Regions from separate parts of the Homo sapiens genome. Here region 2 is linked to region 1. A link is a loop called in an ENCODE intact Hi-C map of the cell type or tissue named here. Cell type or tissue: A673. All regions are shown on one strand.

Region 1 (8,000 bases):
CGCCAAAAAATATACCTGAAGCTAAAAATATACCAACCCAAGGCAAGCTTGAACTTTCCATAAAAGGCCATTAAGAGAATTGATTTCATCTCCGGGATTATTGCCCTGTGACAGCTGGTATGCATTCCAAATACAGCAACAAAAGAGAAGGCCACGCTGTAGAAAGGAGTTTAAGTGGAAACCTTCCATACACCAAAATCTCAAAGGAGAGGAAGTTGCTTGCCACCCCCTTGGTTACAGTTCATAGTCATAAAGGCTGTTTCTATAGAATAGACTTCCACGATTATCTATTTGCAAAAATGTACAAACACAGCCAGCATACTCTGTGCCTGTAGAAAGACCTGGATCAATACAAGTAACAGAAGAATGAAGAAAAGAGGAAAAAAAGATTTTATCAAGGCTGTTTACTTTAAGGGTACCTTAAAGACCTGCACAAACACACCTGCTACTTCAGTGCCAGGAAGAACAGAGCAAACATGGCTCTCCTTTAAAAGAAACTGGAGAAAGAGACTTTGCAGCCACAAAACCAGTCACACCAGGAGGCGCTAGCATCTCAGCAAGTGAAAGCATAGAAGCCTCATCTTCAGATCAAAGTTATTTAAAAGGAGCCCAGGATCACACTTCTGAATTAAGCCTACATCACATCGGGGACAGTAACATGTTGAGGAATGTTTAACCACAAACTGGATCACCAGAAGGGAAAAATCTCCTGATTCCTAGCATCTGCCCATTTCTGTGGTGTAAATACTCCCACAGTAGCTGATTTCAAGCTGCCAGCATTGGCAGAGATGTGAAACACCACACCATTGTATAGTATTTCCACCCTCCAGATACAATAGGTGCAAACAACTTCTAGAGCATAGGTACCAGTAAAATGTACTAACACAATCAGGAAGTAAAAAATGCTAAAACAATTAGGAAGTTGAATGTATTAAAACAACTAGGAAGTGATGAGTTTTGAGTATTTATTACTTTTGTGGTAATATAATTTATTTAATTGTAAGCTTATGATTTTAAATTTTTAAATAGTGACTCTTTTAGCTACCAGCTCACAAAATTCCGGCAAATTTTACAATTGGCTCAAGCTGGGGCAAGTCTCCTTCAACCTACCATGGTCTGGGGAGCGTTTTCAAAGTAACAAAGATCTTCCTTTCCCTACCTCAATTGCGGGAGGCCCATTGGGACAAAATGCCCCAGAGGCGACCACATGTGCATATTTTCTTTTCCTTCCTTCCTTCCTTCCTTCCTTCCTTCCTTCCTTCCTTCCTTCCTTCCTTCCTCCCTCCCTCTCTCTTTCTCTCTCTTTCTTTTTCTTTTTTTTCTCGCAGTTTCGCTCTTGTTGCCCAGGCTGGAGTGCAGTGGTGTGATCTTGGCTCACTGCAACCTCCACCTCCTGGGTTCAATCGTTTCTCCTGCCTTAGCCTCTCGAGTAGCTGGGATGACAGGTGCGCCACCATGTCCCGCTAATTTTTTGTATTTTTAGTAGAGACAGGGTTTCACCATGTTGGCCAGGCTGGTCTCGAACTCCTGATCTCAGGTGATCCACCTGCCTCGGCTTCCCAAAGTGCTGGGATTACAGGCGTGAGCCACCATGCCTGGCCATCATGCATATTTTCAAAAGCTCTCCAGTGCAATTCTAATGGACTCCCTGGGTGAGAACCACTGCTGTGTCCCACCCTTCCATGTTACAGAAAGGGAAGCTGAAGTTCAAAAGTTTAAATGTTCTCTCTGTTGGTTAACAGATGACCGAGCTGGAGAATGACTATTAGTTGGGTTCTTTCTCTTCCCCTAGACCTTCCCCCCAACAATTATGTGCAACTTTGGATCTCTTCTGGAAATACTGCACCTTATAAGCACCTTATTTGAAATATTGCAACTATATTAGCAGTATAGGCCATATACCAAAGCCTCATTACTTTAAAAGGAAAAAAAAAAGAGAGATGGGGGGGCAGTCCTACTGTGTTGCTCAGGCTGGTCTTGAACTCCTGGCCTCCGGCGATCCTCCTGCCTCAGCCTCCCGAATAACTGGGACATAGGTGCATTGCATTCAGCTTACTTTTGCATTACCTTAACAATAACCAAAATAAAGTTTACCATAATATCATTTATTTTTAAAAAGGGTTTAACAAGGAAATTCATAGGTAAGCCAAACTAGAAAGGAGACATCAACGTCCTCAAGAAACTTTAGAGACCAGCTTTCTCTCTGTTTGTATATAAACCATGTATATATTAATAACAAACCATTCTGATCTATATACTAAGAGAGGGTCAACTGAACTGGCAATGTTTAGTTAGTGGTTATTTTAACTTATTCTTAATTAAAAATAAAGTTATTCTAGCCAGTTGCAGTGGCATGTTCCTGTAGTCCCAGCTACTCAGGAGGCTGAGGCAGGAGGATTGCTTAAGCCCAGGATTTTGAGTCCAGCCTGGATAACATAGTGAGAGCTTGTTTCCATTTTTCAGAAAAGTTGTTCTAGGTAGCAAGATTATGGTGATTTACTCTTCCATATTTCTTCTAAATCTTCTTCAACAAGCTTAATGCTGTAGTCCTGTCCCATATATTTTTAATGCTTTTATAATCAGAAAAATTGACTTTTTTTTTAACCCAAGTCAATTGCATCTCTTTCCGCACCCAGACTTTTCATGAATTTGGTTTGGCTTCTCTTTTAAATTTTCCCAAGACAGCAAGGAAAAGTGATCCAGCTAAGCTTTCCTTTTAGGACTTTTTACTGACTCTCCCCAGCGATTTGAAGATAACCTCCTCCTGAGCTCTCCACCCCACTCTGAAGCTGCGAGGTCCCCACCGAACAGAACACGGTCTCCTGAGTGTCCCACCCTGCTCTTAGCGGGAGAACTCAGCTTTCGGCTCCCATAGGCATGGAAACAGTTACCAAACACTGGTTCCTAGGCCAGTGTCTCTCCTACTGCTAGTTGAAAGAATATTCCATGACTCATTGTGGACTCATCTCCCAAAGATATTAAATCTGAGTTTCAGTGAAAGCCAGTCCAGGTAAGCCCTGTACAAATAAGAACACGCCTGAGCTAAAACCAGGCTGGTGGATTCCAGCATCTTCTCTGGGCTCTTCCTGTGTCTCAGAGCGTGAGCTTGGGCTTCTACTCCGTGCCTGGGGGACCCATGCCCCCTGCCACCCCATGGCTGGAAGAGTACCCCTGTCTGGGAGAAATCAGCTATAAACGCAGAAGACAAGAGCCCTGAGGGAGGCAACCTTTCACCAGGTCCAGGGGCTTCTCCATTGGTCCTCACGGTCGGGCTCATTATCACAGCATCTTCTGATGATGTCTTTGCCTTGCTCCCATCCCTGTGGGTGGTGAAGGGCCGGGAAGGCAAGTGTGCAGGACTGTGGGTGCTGGGCTTATCTGGAGGCATCTGCTGAGGGGAGGCCAGCACATGTTTCTTAAGAACAAGGGCACGCGTCTTATCCCCTTCTCTTCCTGGTGGGCCGGGCTCCTTGGTGCAAAGCAGCTCTTTTTTTTTTTTTTTTTTTTTTTTTTTTGAGATGGAGTTTCGCTCTTGTCACCCAGGCTGGAGAGCAGTGGCGTGATCTCGGCTCACTGCAACCTCTGCCTCCTGGGTTCCAGTGATTCTCCCGTCTCAGTCTCCCAAGTAGCTGGGATTACAGGCATGTGCCACCACGCCCAACTAATTTTGTATTTTTAGTAGAGACGGGTTTCTCCATGTTGGTCAGGCTGGTCTCAAACTCCCGACCTCAGGTGATCTGCCCCCCTCGGCCTCCCAAAGTGCTGCGATTTAAAACAGGTTTATTGGCAGGGCGCAATGGCTCATGCCTGTAATCCCAGCACTTTGGGAGGCTGAGGCGGGTGAATCACCTGAGGTCAGGAGTTTGAGACCAGCCTGGCCAACATGGCGAAACCCCATCTCTACTAAAAATACAAAAATTAGCCAGGCGTGGTGGTGCATGCCTGTAATCCCAGTTACTCGGGAAGCTGAGGCAGGAGAATCGCCTGAACCCAGGAGGCAGAGGTTGCAGTGAGCCGAGATCAAGCCATTGCATTCCAGCCTGGGCAACAGAGCTAGACTCCTGTCTAAAAACAAAACAAAACGAAAAACCCAAAAATCATAAAACAGGTTTCTTTCCACGTTCCTGATAGTTTCTGGCTTCTGCAGCCACACAGACCTTCACCACTTTCTAAGCCTGCATTTGCTGACCATCCCCACATCCTAAACCAAGCCCTCTGACCTCAGTTGTTCCTGCGAGGATGCCTTGTCCGGAGATGGCAGAGGTTCCCGCCACTGCTTTTCCGTGCCTGCCCTCCCGCCACTGCTTTTCCCAGCACACCCTGCCACCCCAGTGTGGAGGCTCCACTGACCATCACGGGGAGAGTTCTATCGGCACCTGCCTCCTGCCCCTGTGAGATGCGTCTTGGGGGAGTCATGTGGCCTCTTGACACCTCAATTGCCTCACTGGCAAGCTAGGGATAATAATGTCACCTCCTGAATCAGCGTGGGCATTCAGGAGCTACTGAGTGTGTAAAACCCTGCAAAAGGCAGAGGCCACTCCCATGCCAGAAACAGTCTCCACGTCTCCTTCTACAGACCCCTCCTCCGAGTCCCCTTGGTCCCCAAGGACAGCACCAGCCATCCTGTCTCCATGGCCTTTGTGTTATCAGTAGGGCTGCCAGACGAAACACAAGACACCCAGTTAAATTTAAATTTCAGATAAACAACAAATAATATTGAGTATAAACATGTCCCGTGCAATATTTTCATTTGCTATATCTAGTGACCTGAATCTAATGAGAGGGCACGTTTCACAGGGCTGGACACCATGTGTGTTTCATCTGTGCTCCCCGACCCTCCCTCCTCCCTCCCCAGCCTGGCACACTGCCGGGCACATGGCCTCAGTATCCAATAGGCCGGCGGTTCTCAGCAGGGTCAGGACTGCCCCCTAGGGGCTATTTTGGAAATTCGAGGAAGCCTTTGTGATTGGCAGGATTACAGTGGGGGACTTCCTGGCCTTGAGGGGACAGGAGCCAGGGGTGCTCCAGGACCTGCCAGAATTGTCCTCTCTGTAGAGAGTTGTCCTTTACCCCACACACCATTCAGGTAAATGACAAACCCGCTTAGGACCGTCTGAGCCTGGAAACTCACTCCATAGGAACATAAAGTGGATTTTGTGCTGTATTTCCAGGAATGCAACTACTGTACTTTGTTTTAGTCTCATGACAAATTGCATCTGTGGTTTTGAGGCCTCGGTATATTACACCTGCATCAGCCCCTCTTTGTGGCTGTGGATTCCTTCAATTGCCTCTTTCTGATGGCTTCATTGTGTCTTCTAGTGTAGATAGAGTGAGTGCTCAAGCACATTAGGCATTGAATATATTTTACTTTATTACAACCCTCCACTTTCCTTGTATTTCCTTCATATTGCACTTAATATATTATGTGTACTTAATGCATGTCTCTCATTTCAGATTCTGTGTCGTGATAGGTATATGTAACAGGAATCTGCACTATCGTCTGTGGTTTTTGTTTCAGGATGGTAAAAAGGCTGTTATAAAAGATTTGTTATGAAAGGGGTCACCCCTAGAACAGTTCTGTGTCTTGATCATAGTGGCGGTTACATGAATTTTAACATGTGATAAAAAGACTTAGAACGATTGCATACACATTGTGCCAATGCCAAGTTTCTCATTTTGCTACTGGACCACTGTTACAGAAGATGGAGCCATCAGGGTAAACTGAGGAAAAGATACACAGGAGCTCTTTGATTATCTTGGCAGCTTCTCTTGCATCGAGCATGATTTCAATATTTAAAAAAAGATTTTTTTGGTGCTTATTTATTTATTTATGTGAGACAGAGTCTTGCTCTGTTGCCCAGGCTGGAGTGCAGACATGATCTCAGCTCACTGCAACCTCCGCCTCCCGGGTTCAAGCAATTCCCCTGCCTCAGCCTCCCAAGTAGCTGGGATTACAGGCCCCCGCCACCATGCCTGGCTAATTTTTGTATTTTTAGTAGAGACAAGGTTTTCCTATGTTGGCTAGGTTGGTCTCGAACTTCTGACCTCAAGTAGATCCACCTGCCTCGGCCTCCCAAAGTGCTGAGATTATAGGCTTGAGCCACCGTACCCAGCCCTGTTAATTTATTTATTTTTAACTTTTATTTTAGTTTCGGGAGTACGTGTGCAGGCTGGTTATATAGTTAAATTAGCATCACGGGTTTATTGCACAGATTATTTCACCACCCAGGTATTAAGCCCCGTACCCAGTAATTATCTTTTCTGCTCCTCTCCCTCCTCCCACCCTCCCCCTCAAGTCAGCCCCAGTGTGTGTTGTTCCCTTCTCTGTGCTCCTGAGTTCTCATCATTTAGATCCCACTTATAAATGAGAACATGCGGTATTTGGTTTTCCGTTCCTGTGTTAGTTTGCTAAGGATAACGGCGTCCAGCTCCATCCATTTCCCTGCAAAGAAAATGATCTCCTTCTTAAAAAAATTATCCTTTTAAGCGAGAGGAGTCACCAAGTCCTGACTTCAGGTTGAGAGCCACCCAAGAGGTGGATCCAAGGGTTTCTCTTCCAGCCTGCCGGCTAGTCCTGCTTTGTGTGGAGTTCCTCCTCAGGAGAGCTTGCCTACGGGAAGGTGCAAGCACCTGAGAGCTCCATCCACTTCCCAGCAGCAGAAACGGGGAGCCGGGCTGCTGCTTCCACTCCTATCTCCAGCCCTTGGTTGCTTGTCCTTTGGGGTAGCCAGACGCAGGCTCAAACCCCAGGTCGTATGGCAGGTGGCCTGGCCTTAGAAAGTCTAAATGAAGGCAGAGGGGCCTCGGCGGGTCACACCCCTCTGCACTGGCTGAGGCCCATCGCCCACCTGGCTCCCCTGCCAGCCCCCAGACCCCGGCCCCTACCCCTCACTTCTCACTGTCGGTGGGCTGCTTCCCTCACTTCTCCCTCCAAATCCACCTGCACACCTGGGCCACGTCCTCTGCAGAATAAGGGAGGCCTTGAATGTGAACTAATTTTATTTAGCATAAGCCCGGCTGCCCGGGTCTTCTGTGCACGTCTCCCAACTGGGATCTCTGGAATCTCTCTCTCCTGGCTGTCAGGTGCACCTGCCCACCAGGCCTCACAGCCCGCATCACTACAGATCCAGCCGGGGTGAGTCACCAACAGCAAAAAAAGGGGGTGGGAGGAGAATGCACGTGTACACACTTCAGAATTCGTGAAGCTCTCCTCCATTCCTGGCTCCGTGTCAGGCACCAAACAGACACATAATTCACAAGTTCTCCCATCTGCCCTGAAGGATTCAAGGTCAGACAGTAGAACTGGGGGGCCACTGTCATCCCAGGGTGCCTCCTTACACATCTGAGCTGCGAGGAAGATTCCGCTCATCTGCAGGGAATTAAAGCAGGTGAGCAAACCGTTACTGCTCAGCTGCTGTTAGACAGTGGGATGGGAAATGCTTAACATTTGGAAAAGGAGAAAAGGAGGAAAAAGGGGATGATTTTAAAGACAGATAACTTATTTCCTGGACAACATTGAAATACATTAAAATATATTGAATTACGTTGAAATACATTGAAAAACATTGAAATTTCCTAGACAGCATGAAATACAACTTGGTCTCTGGGCCCAAGGCCAGAACGGTGGTCCTGTTGCTCCTGTCTTAGGTGAGCTTGCTCCCCCCTCTCCTGGCCCTCTCTCTCTCTCTCCCCTTCTCTTCTCCTTCTCTCCTTCTCTCTCGCCCTCTTCCTTTCCTCTCTTCTGTTTGGTCTTCCTCCCTCTTTCTCTCTCTTCCTCTCCCTCCTGCTCTCTCTCCCCTACTCCCTGCTTCTCTCCATGTTATCCCAGGATTCCTCGTCACCTAACAACATTGTCACCTGCCTATGAGTGGGACGTTGAATGTGTCCATTCTGCAGGGAGAGAGGGACACTGACGGCTGCCCTTCATGGGGAAGCAGCATGTCTTTCCCCCTTTACTTTAAACCTCTTTGCTCCTCTGACTTTCCCATCTCTGTTCCCCT
Region 2 (8,000 bases), 340 kb after region 1:
AAGGAGAACATTTATCAAATGGGATTCGGGTCTCAGACCCCGACATTCCTGAGCTGACACCACCAGCTCCGCGGCCCGGGAGCGCCAGACTCAACGGTTCCGTCATCGCCGGGCGCCCCACCGCCGCACCCACCGCCAGCTCTGGTCCTTGGCCCTGCACCTGACCACAGGAGCCCTTTGATCATGCTCTCTAACCCGGCACCAGTATGGGCTTATTCCTGGGATGTGTTTTTTGAACTGGGAGACAAAAATCCGCGTGTGAGAATGTTCTAAGCCCTTCTGGAGACAGCCTCCACCGACTTCCCTGGGAGGTGAGGCCAGAATCCATACCCGCTCACACATGGCAGCTATTAGGAAGCCCGGGTAGGAGACAAAAAGCATGTGGTCTTGGAGGATTTTTTTTATTCCAAAAGAGGCCGTTTCCCATCCACAAGTTTGTGACTGCATAAACGGTGGATATAAATAGACGGAGGAAAGAAAACCACGCTTCTTAGACGGGATGCTATCCCAAGAAGGAAAGTGCTGAGCGGGAATGTTCCCTCGGCCTCAGAGACCTTATCACCCCTTCACCAGGCCAGACAGCAAAGACCGCAACGCACAGAAGCCAGAATCATCACAAAACTAATTAAACGTGGAAAACAACAAAAGCGTTTGTGCAGATTTCCCACAAGCACACATCTCTGCCCCGGGTATTTACTCTGCAGGCGCTGCTTTGAGGCACACTTGTGGAAACAAGATTCAAGTAAAAAGACAGGACACACAGTAGCTGAAAAGCCTTCTTCCCACAAAAATAAAACATTCTAAAGGGAGCACAGGAAAACCCCCCAAGTATGATTTCTTTTGCAATTCAACATCAAAACCCATCATGTCACCTTTTGCCATGGGTATTATGTTTGATAACAGGAAGTCAGTCAAAATGAACAAAAAATTTCCAGCGTAGGTGAAGGGCGAAGGAAGAAAGAAACGAGAGAAAGAGGTATATGAAAGACCCTTAAAAGCATTCATAGCTATAAAAGCTTTTAAATGTTTGCTTTAATCTGCTAGCTGCCTTTAGCCGGTGCCGTATTGTAAAACAGCCGCACAAGACCACAGCAGCCACATGTCAAAAGCTATTCAAGGTGCACCTGGAATTCTGACTTCCTCTCTAATTTGGATCTCTAAAAATTATTTTTAAGCTGTATTTTAAAGTTATGCCCAAAGCTTCGCCCTATCTATACATTCGAGACTCAGAACTAGGATTAAAAATAGGAGAAGGGGAGGACTCCACATCAAGTACTATGTTAAAAAATGGCAGGCAAAGATTTTTTTTAGTGGAGAATTCTAATTAACTCATTAGAAAAATACATTAAGCCAGGTGCAGTGGCTCATGCCTGTAATCCCAGCACTTTGCGGGGCTGAGGCAGGTGGATGACCTGAGGTCAGGAGTTTGAGACCAGCCTGACTAACATGGTGAAACCCTGTCTCTACTAAAAATACAAAAATTAGCCAGGCATGGTGATGGGCACCTGTAACCCCAGCTACTTGGGAGGCTGAGGCAGGAGAATCGCTTGAACCCAGGAAGCAGAGGCTGCAGTGAGCAGAGATTGCACCACTGCACTCCAGCCTAGGCGACAAGAGCAAGACTCCATCTCAAAAAGAAAAACAACAGAAACGAAAAATACATAAGCCTCTTCACTGTCCTGTACGCCAGCTTCCTCTCCCGGGGGCAAGGACTCCTTCCCCGCCCTGCCCTACTTATCAGGGTCACTATGAGACCCAAATGAGATGGCGACACAGGTAAAAAAGCTTGGTTAACTAGAACGCATGCCACAAAGACGAGGAATTATCCCTCGTTTTCCAGAAACTTCTGCAGCAAGGGCTTGTACTTAGTAGGCACACAGATGTTTGCTACATGAAGGGGCCAGTTAGAGAAGGAGGAACAACTGTGTGGTATGTATGACTGAGTCTAAGTTTCTTCATAAAGCTATCAACGTCTGAAAAGCAGCTCCATCTCAGTATGTTCATGTATATCAAATCATCATGCTGCATACCTTAAATATATACAATTTAAAAAAAAGTAACATAAAGGACTTCCCGGAGTAGAAGGGCCTGTACCCGTTTTTTGATATGTTTACAAGTATCTAAACTATCCTTACCAACAAAACCTGCTTTTTATGGGGGGAAAAAGTTTCACAGTAAAAATTTGGGGTTAAATCAAAATGAAATGTCATAACTAGTTTCTGTTTTTAAGTACGTATTACCCATTCCATAACTCCCCACTACCAAAATCACACAAACACACCTCATGGTGATTTTGCCCGATCATTTCAGTAACAAACCCAGTTGTCACTTCTTGTGACAGCTACATCTTGATCCCAGCTGGACACAGGACCCCTGCTAAGAGTCCAGCCGGCTTGTGTTTCTCAGGTCACCTACACACTGTTAGCCACCGTTGGCCACGATGAACACCCACAAGGTTCCCAAGCTTTTTCATTTTGGAAAAATTCTTGTGCTCCCCAGATCCTAAGCAGATGTCCCAGGCTACGGGAGCAATGCACAAGCTCTCTAGTTCCCCAAGGTAAAGGTGCCGACCTTCCTGGGGGCAGCACGTCCAGTTCCCCAAGGTAAAGGTGCCGACCTTCCTAGGGGTGGCACATCCCACCTTCTTCTGCTTCCTCTGGACTCACTGGGGGGACCAAAAGGGGTCCACTGGCAGGCAACTCTGCAGGGGTGGAGGGTGGGGGGCTGGCTCTGCCCCACACACAGATTCAGGTCCCAGCCGGTCCTAACCCGCCAGCTGCCCCTCCCAGTGAGACCCTGCAGAGCGTGGCAGCCTGTGCTTTCTTTCTGCCATTGCTCTGGCAGAGATAAAAAGGAAAATGGAACCCAGAGAAACAGAAACAAGGCAGCTAGCTTCTCAACTGGGAAAGAATTACATTTTCTCTAGAACATCAGATTCGATAGAAAATAAAATCTATTAAAATGTTTCTATAAAATATAAAAGAATTATGTTTTTTCTGGTGTTCTGTAAGGGAAAGGATTATGTTTCTTCTATAAAATCAGTGTTTCTCAAAAACATTCATGTCCCAGCACAGTAAAGATGTATTGCTGCTGACTGCCTGTCACCCACTGGTGGCGGGAAGATGTGGTGGCCACCAGGTGATCGCACCCCGGACACCCCACAGTGAGCCATGTGGTGTATCAGTCTCTCACCCACCAACATCTGCAGAGAGGAAGCCATGGAGAGGTCCCCATATATATGGTCTTGGAGAAACAGTTCAAAGGGCTCTGCCAAGAAACTGGAACATCCAAGCAGGGGTAGGGCACCCAGGGGTACCTTCCACCCACAGAAGCAAAGGGACAGCTTCAGCTCGGAGGCCCCCACACACCAACTCAGAGCTCACAGTTAACCCTGGAAGTCACAGCTGCCACAGGCCATGAACAAGAGTCACGTGTTTTACTATCAGAGCGAACCCTTTCTAAATAATATGTCAAATATTAATATTAACCAAAGTATCAACACCTATGAGATTCCCTGCCTTTTAACATTCAAGTGTGACCATGTGTGAGATGCCTTCAAAGTCCAATGACACGCAGTCATTTGTTTTTAGTTTTTAATAACTAATTTGGCTCATTATAAAATAACTCATAACAAATAACCAATTTGGCTCATTATAAAATAACTAATAACTAATTTGGCTTATTATATATATAATCATTATAGAAAATTTGGAAAATACAGAGAAAGTTTTAAAAGATTATTAAAATCACCCTTAAGCACTCCACCACAAATAAGTCCCATATATACCAGATTTCCTTCCAGTCTTGTTTCCTTTTTTTTTTTTTTTTTTTGAGACAGGGTCTCACTCTGTTGCCCAGGCTGGAGTGCAGTGGCACAATCATAGCTCACTACAGCCTCAACCTCCCTGGCTCAGGCAATCCTCCTGCCTCAGCCTCCCGAGTAGCTAGGACTACAGGTATGCGCCACCATGCCTGGCTAATTTTTGTATCTTCTGTAAAGAATACGAAATTCTGCCAGGTTGCCCAGGCTGGTCTCGAATTCCTGGGCTTGAGCGATCCACCTGCCTCAGCCTCCCAAGGCATTGGGATTACAGGCTTGAGCCACTGCACCTGGCCCAGTCTTCTTTCTACGGAGATAGGTGTGTGGTAAACGTGTGTTTGTGTGTTTGTTTTATGGTTTAACTTTTTGTCATTTTGCTGAGACCCAAATTTCAATCCTGCTCCTGGGAGGTTCAATTAAACGTGAAAGCCTTGGTCGGAGGAAGCCCAGCTCAGCCGCCCACAGCCTGCATCTCAGCCAAGCCCTGCTTCCTCTTGGTATCGTGCACAGTGACACTGATGGAGCCACACATGACTGGGTTTTATAGTGGGAATCACACGCTACCATGGTGTCTGGGTGTCGATGAAGGTCTCCGAGCACATCCTTCCCAAATGCCAAGGGCTGACCGTCGCTGAGGCGAGTGTTTTTTCTCTTTGGGTCTTGCTACTATTCTTTCCAGTTATATCACAGTAACGGAGAAGCACATAAATCTTCTGCGCTATTCGTCATAAAGAGCAAGTGTCAAGGCACCAAACTGTGTAAACACAGCTGGTACGCAGTAAAACTATTTAGATAACTAGCATATTTATTTTGTTCTTTCATATCCCATACTATAATAGTACCTAGGACACAGTAAACGTTGAATGAAAGATGAATATTATTAACTGGGACATTGAAATAATTTCTGCAGACCCAAAAGAAAGTGCCACCAATATAATGGAAAACTATAAAATTATACTATGTGAAACTGATATAGACAGAAAAAAATTAAATCTCTGAAGAACAACTTTATAGTTCTAGGGTCCTGTATGCGAGGCAGCCTAGCTCAGCAGCGACACCCTGTGGTGAGAGATCTTTGACTCCCAGCAACAGAGTGTCTTGCAGGGCACAGGAAGCAGAAAGCCAGCCCAGGCATCCAATCCCTAAGGCAGGCGATGAGCCAAATGGACAGGCAGGATTTAGCAGATGACTGGGTGCCAAGATCCTCTCCATGGAACTTAATTCCGTGAGGATGACTGAGATCTGTTAAGTAGGGATGCCAGAAAGAAAACCAAATACAAAGCACAAACCCAATTCCATTCCCAGTCTCTGTGGTCCAGATCTATAAATACTGACCCATAGCACAGTGACTAGATGCAGGAGGAATTCAGCTGCCTCCGGAAAGACCACCTCAGGCAGTGCATATCCACCTTCAAATTCATTTGCACTATAATCCTTTAGAGAACTTGTATTCCAAGAAAACATCATATAAAACCTTGACTTCTGCCATTTCCTTCTACAGCAGATTCAAGGACACCTAAGCAGAGTTAATAAACATTAAGAGGCCGGGAGCGCCATGCCTGTAATCCCAACACTTTGGAAAGCCAAGGCAGGCAGATTGCTTGAACTCGGGAGTTCAAGACCAGCCTGGGCAACATGGCGAAACCCTGTCTCTACAAAAAGTATTAAAAATTAGCCAGGCATGGTGATGCACACCTGTAGTCCCAGCTACTCGGGGGGCTGAGGTGGGAGGATCGCTTGAGCTTGGGAGGTGGAGGCTGCAGTGAGCCATGATTGCACCACTACACTCCAGCCTGGGCAACAGAGCAAGACCCTGCCTCAAAAACTAAAAATAAACATTAAGAAATGAGGATATGTACAACATACACGTACTCATTCCATTCCTTGGGCTCCCAAAGTAAAGCAGAATTCAGTCAGAAATAAGCAGCTGAGAGGAAAGTAGTCCACAGCACAGATATCCAAGAAAATCAACAAGGCCAAGTGGAGGGCCCGCAATGGGAAGTGAACATTTCTGAAAATAATTATTTTCCAAAGTTATTATGTAATAAGGGGCTTAGTAGGGAGTGTCCATGTATGTGTATACAGAGCAAATATTTGCTTTAATCATGTTCAAGCATTTCATTCCCAAAGTTTGTGAAAGGGGAAATCAATACTCCCTCAATTGATCAATGAACAGGTGAAAAAGTATCACCTCCCACTGCCCCAGGCTGTTTAAAAAACTGGAAGGACAAAAATGTGAAGCATCTGTTGTGTGCTTGAATATAAGCAGACACATGATACAAAGCCCTGACATGGGTATTTCAGGTTATACTCATCCTAAATACACCAGAAATGCCAAGAGTTCCAAACTTCCACTCACAAGAGAATAACCTGGGGCAGGGCCACTCTTCCTATCCACTACTCTGTCCAAGAGTCCGGAGGTCAAGTCCGAAGACCAGCATGATCAGAACTCCGAGAAAGGGCAGGGAGCTCTGCCAAGGGCAAGGCCAGGCCACCTCACTCCCGGACTTCCCCAGCTGGGAGCCTCAGAGCAGGCACTGGCTAAGGTAGCCAGCCCCAGCCCTCCATCCCCAGGAAAAGGCGACAGAGAAGGTCTAGGGGACTGGCAGTGCTCTCAGATTTTCTATCTGTCTTCTCCAAGTGAGCCCATCACACCCAGATAGCTCATAGCTCTGCTCTCCTCCAAAAACTAAGGGACACAGTGTAACACAAAAGAAAGTGCCTCCTTTTTAAAAAATGTTGGGATGAGAGGTATAATTTGTTTGTTTCAAGAGAAAGTAGGTAAGTTTAGTGTTTAAAGTCACCTAGACTATTGGGTGTTTGCAGAAACTACATGGTTATGTCATTCAACTCACAAATTTGTCTGTTCAGAGAAGACAACAGAAATAGACAAAATAATTTGTCACAATGACTATGAAACTGATAGTATGGCCAAGCAGGGGGATTAGCAAGAACCTACACCTGGAGAATCTGGCGACCTGCCCAAAACCAGGTATCAATCACAGGCAGCAAGTGCAGGCATGGGCCAAGAGAATTCCCGAACACATTCCCAGCTCCGTGGGCATTTTCCTGTCAGACACGACTCACAGACGTGAAACCCAGAGCGCTGTTGCCACAAGATGGCAGACATTAGCACAAATGTGATTGTTCCAAAGATTTGCTGAAAGTGGCTCAAGTCAAAACAAATGTTTTCAATCCCAAATGAATAAAGTTACAGTCTGAATATACTCTTGACACAGGGACCCTCTTCCCCCTAACGTGGAAAGGGCCACACCTGCAGACTTAACACCTTTCTAAACTCTACTAGTTGGCCCTCTCTTATATATAATCCTCCCCCAACAAAATGAATATTTGCACATCTTGAAGATGATTTCCAAACCCGAAGTCAAAACAGAAATGGAAAATCAAAACCAACCAAAATAAAACAATTAAAGCAACGGGTCGCCACTGTGAAGAGGGCCACGTCACAGCGCGCTCTGCCCAGCTGAGCCCACAACTCACCTCCGCAGCTGACAGCAAGTAAAGAGGAGTTAAGGCAGGAACTTGTTTCATGTCACAGCTGAGGCCAAGGGTTGTCAGAATCTCTCTAAGGACTTCGTATCTTCTAAAATTGCTTGACTTGAGCAAGTTAAAATCTTCTGGAGTTTGCACTATGTTGGAGCTGGGAGGTAGTTCTAAGTGCACCTGAAGGGGAAAGATAGCACTATGTAAACTGAGGGCACTCACAGGCAATGAGAAAAACAGTTTCTTTTTTCTTTTTCTTTTTTTTTTTAAATTTAGAGACAGGATCTCATTATGTTGCCCAGGCTGGTCTTGAACTCCTGGGCTCAAACGATCCTCCCACCTCAGCCTCCCAAAGTGCTGGGATTACATGTATGAGCCACCACATCTGGCCAAAAAATTTCTTTACCAGTTTTCTTCTCCAAGTGAGCACATCACACCCAGATAGCTCATAGCTTTGCTCTCCTCTGAAAATTAAGGGACACAGTATAACCCACAAGAGAAAACTTGAACATGAATTTTTCTAATTATCAATAGCATATAAACTCTGAAGCTGTATATCTGGAAAGTCATGGCCAACAAAAGAACGATTCCAAAGAGCCTACTCAAATTTTGGTTGTCAGGCTGAGAGGCCACGGTGGAAATGACCCTGGACAGTCATCATCTCTCTCCAGGTACT

The links. A loop is a pair of places that touch in the nucleus more often than their neighbours do. Peaks named below come from ENCODE experiments on the same cell type or tissue, not always from the same donor. Only the 100,000 strongest peaks of a DNase experiment are listed, where the experiment ranks them.
Region 2: it touches region 1 in a loop (4-fold over the local background); 4 of 110 quality-filtered maps call a loop at or near these places.

The regions. Positions count from the first base shown.
Region 1 is chr21:36,584,640-36,592,639 of GRCh38, forward strand. No RefSeq gene overlaps it. Among named protein-coding and RNA genes, the nearest start is that of CLDN14, 110 kb to the left of the region's middle. RefSeq lists a silencer at 4,817-4,876 and an enhancer at 5,007-5,056. In A673, CTCF peaks have their summits at 556 (motif pointing right), 4,932 (motif pointing left) and 5,135; DNase peaks (open chromatin) are centred at 1,122 and 4,892; H3K27ac peaks cover 515 bases.
Region 2 is chr21:36,922,930-36,930,929 of GRCh38, forward strand. HLCS (holocarboxylase synthetase) reads right to left here. Exons shown (of 11, transcript NM_001352514.2): 5 at 7,322-7,504. Among named protein-coding and RNA genes, the nearest start is that of HLCS-AS1, 40 kb to the right of the region's middle. RefSeq lists a silencer at 4,824-5,016. In A673, CTCF peaks have their summits at 4,887 (motif pointing left) and 6,928 (motif pointing right); DNase peaks (open chromatin) are centred at 4,922 and 6,922; H3K27ac peaks cover 1,520 bases.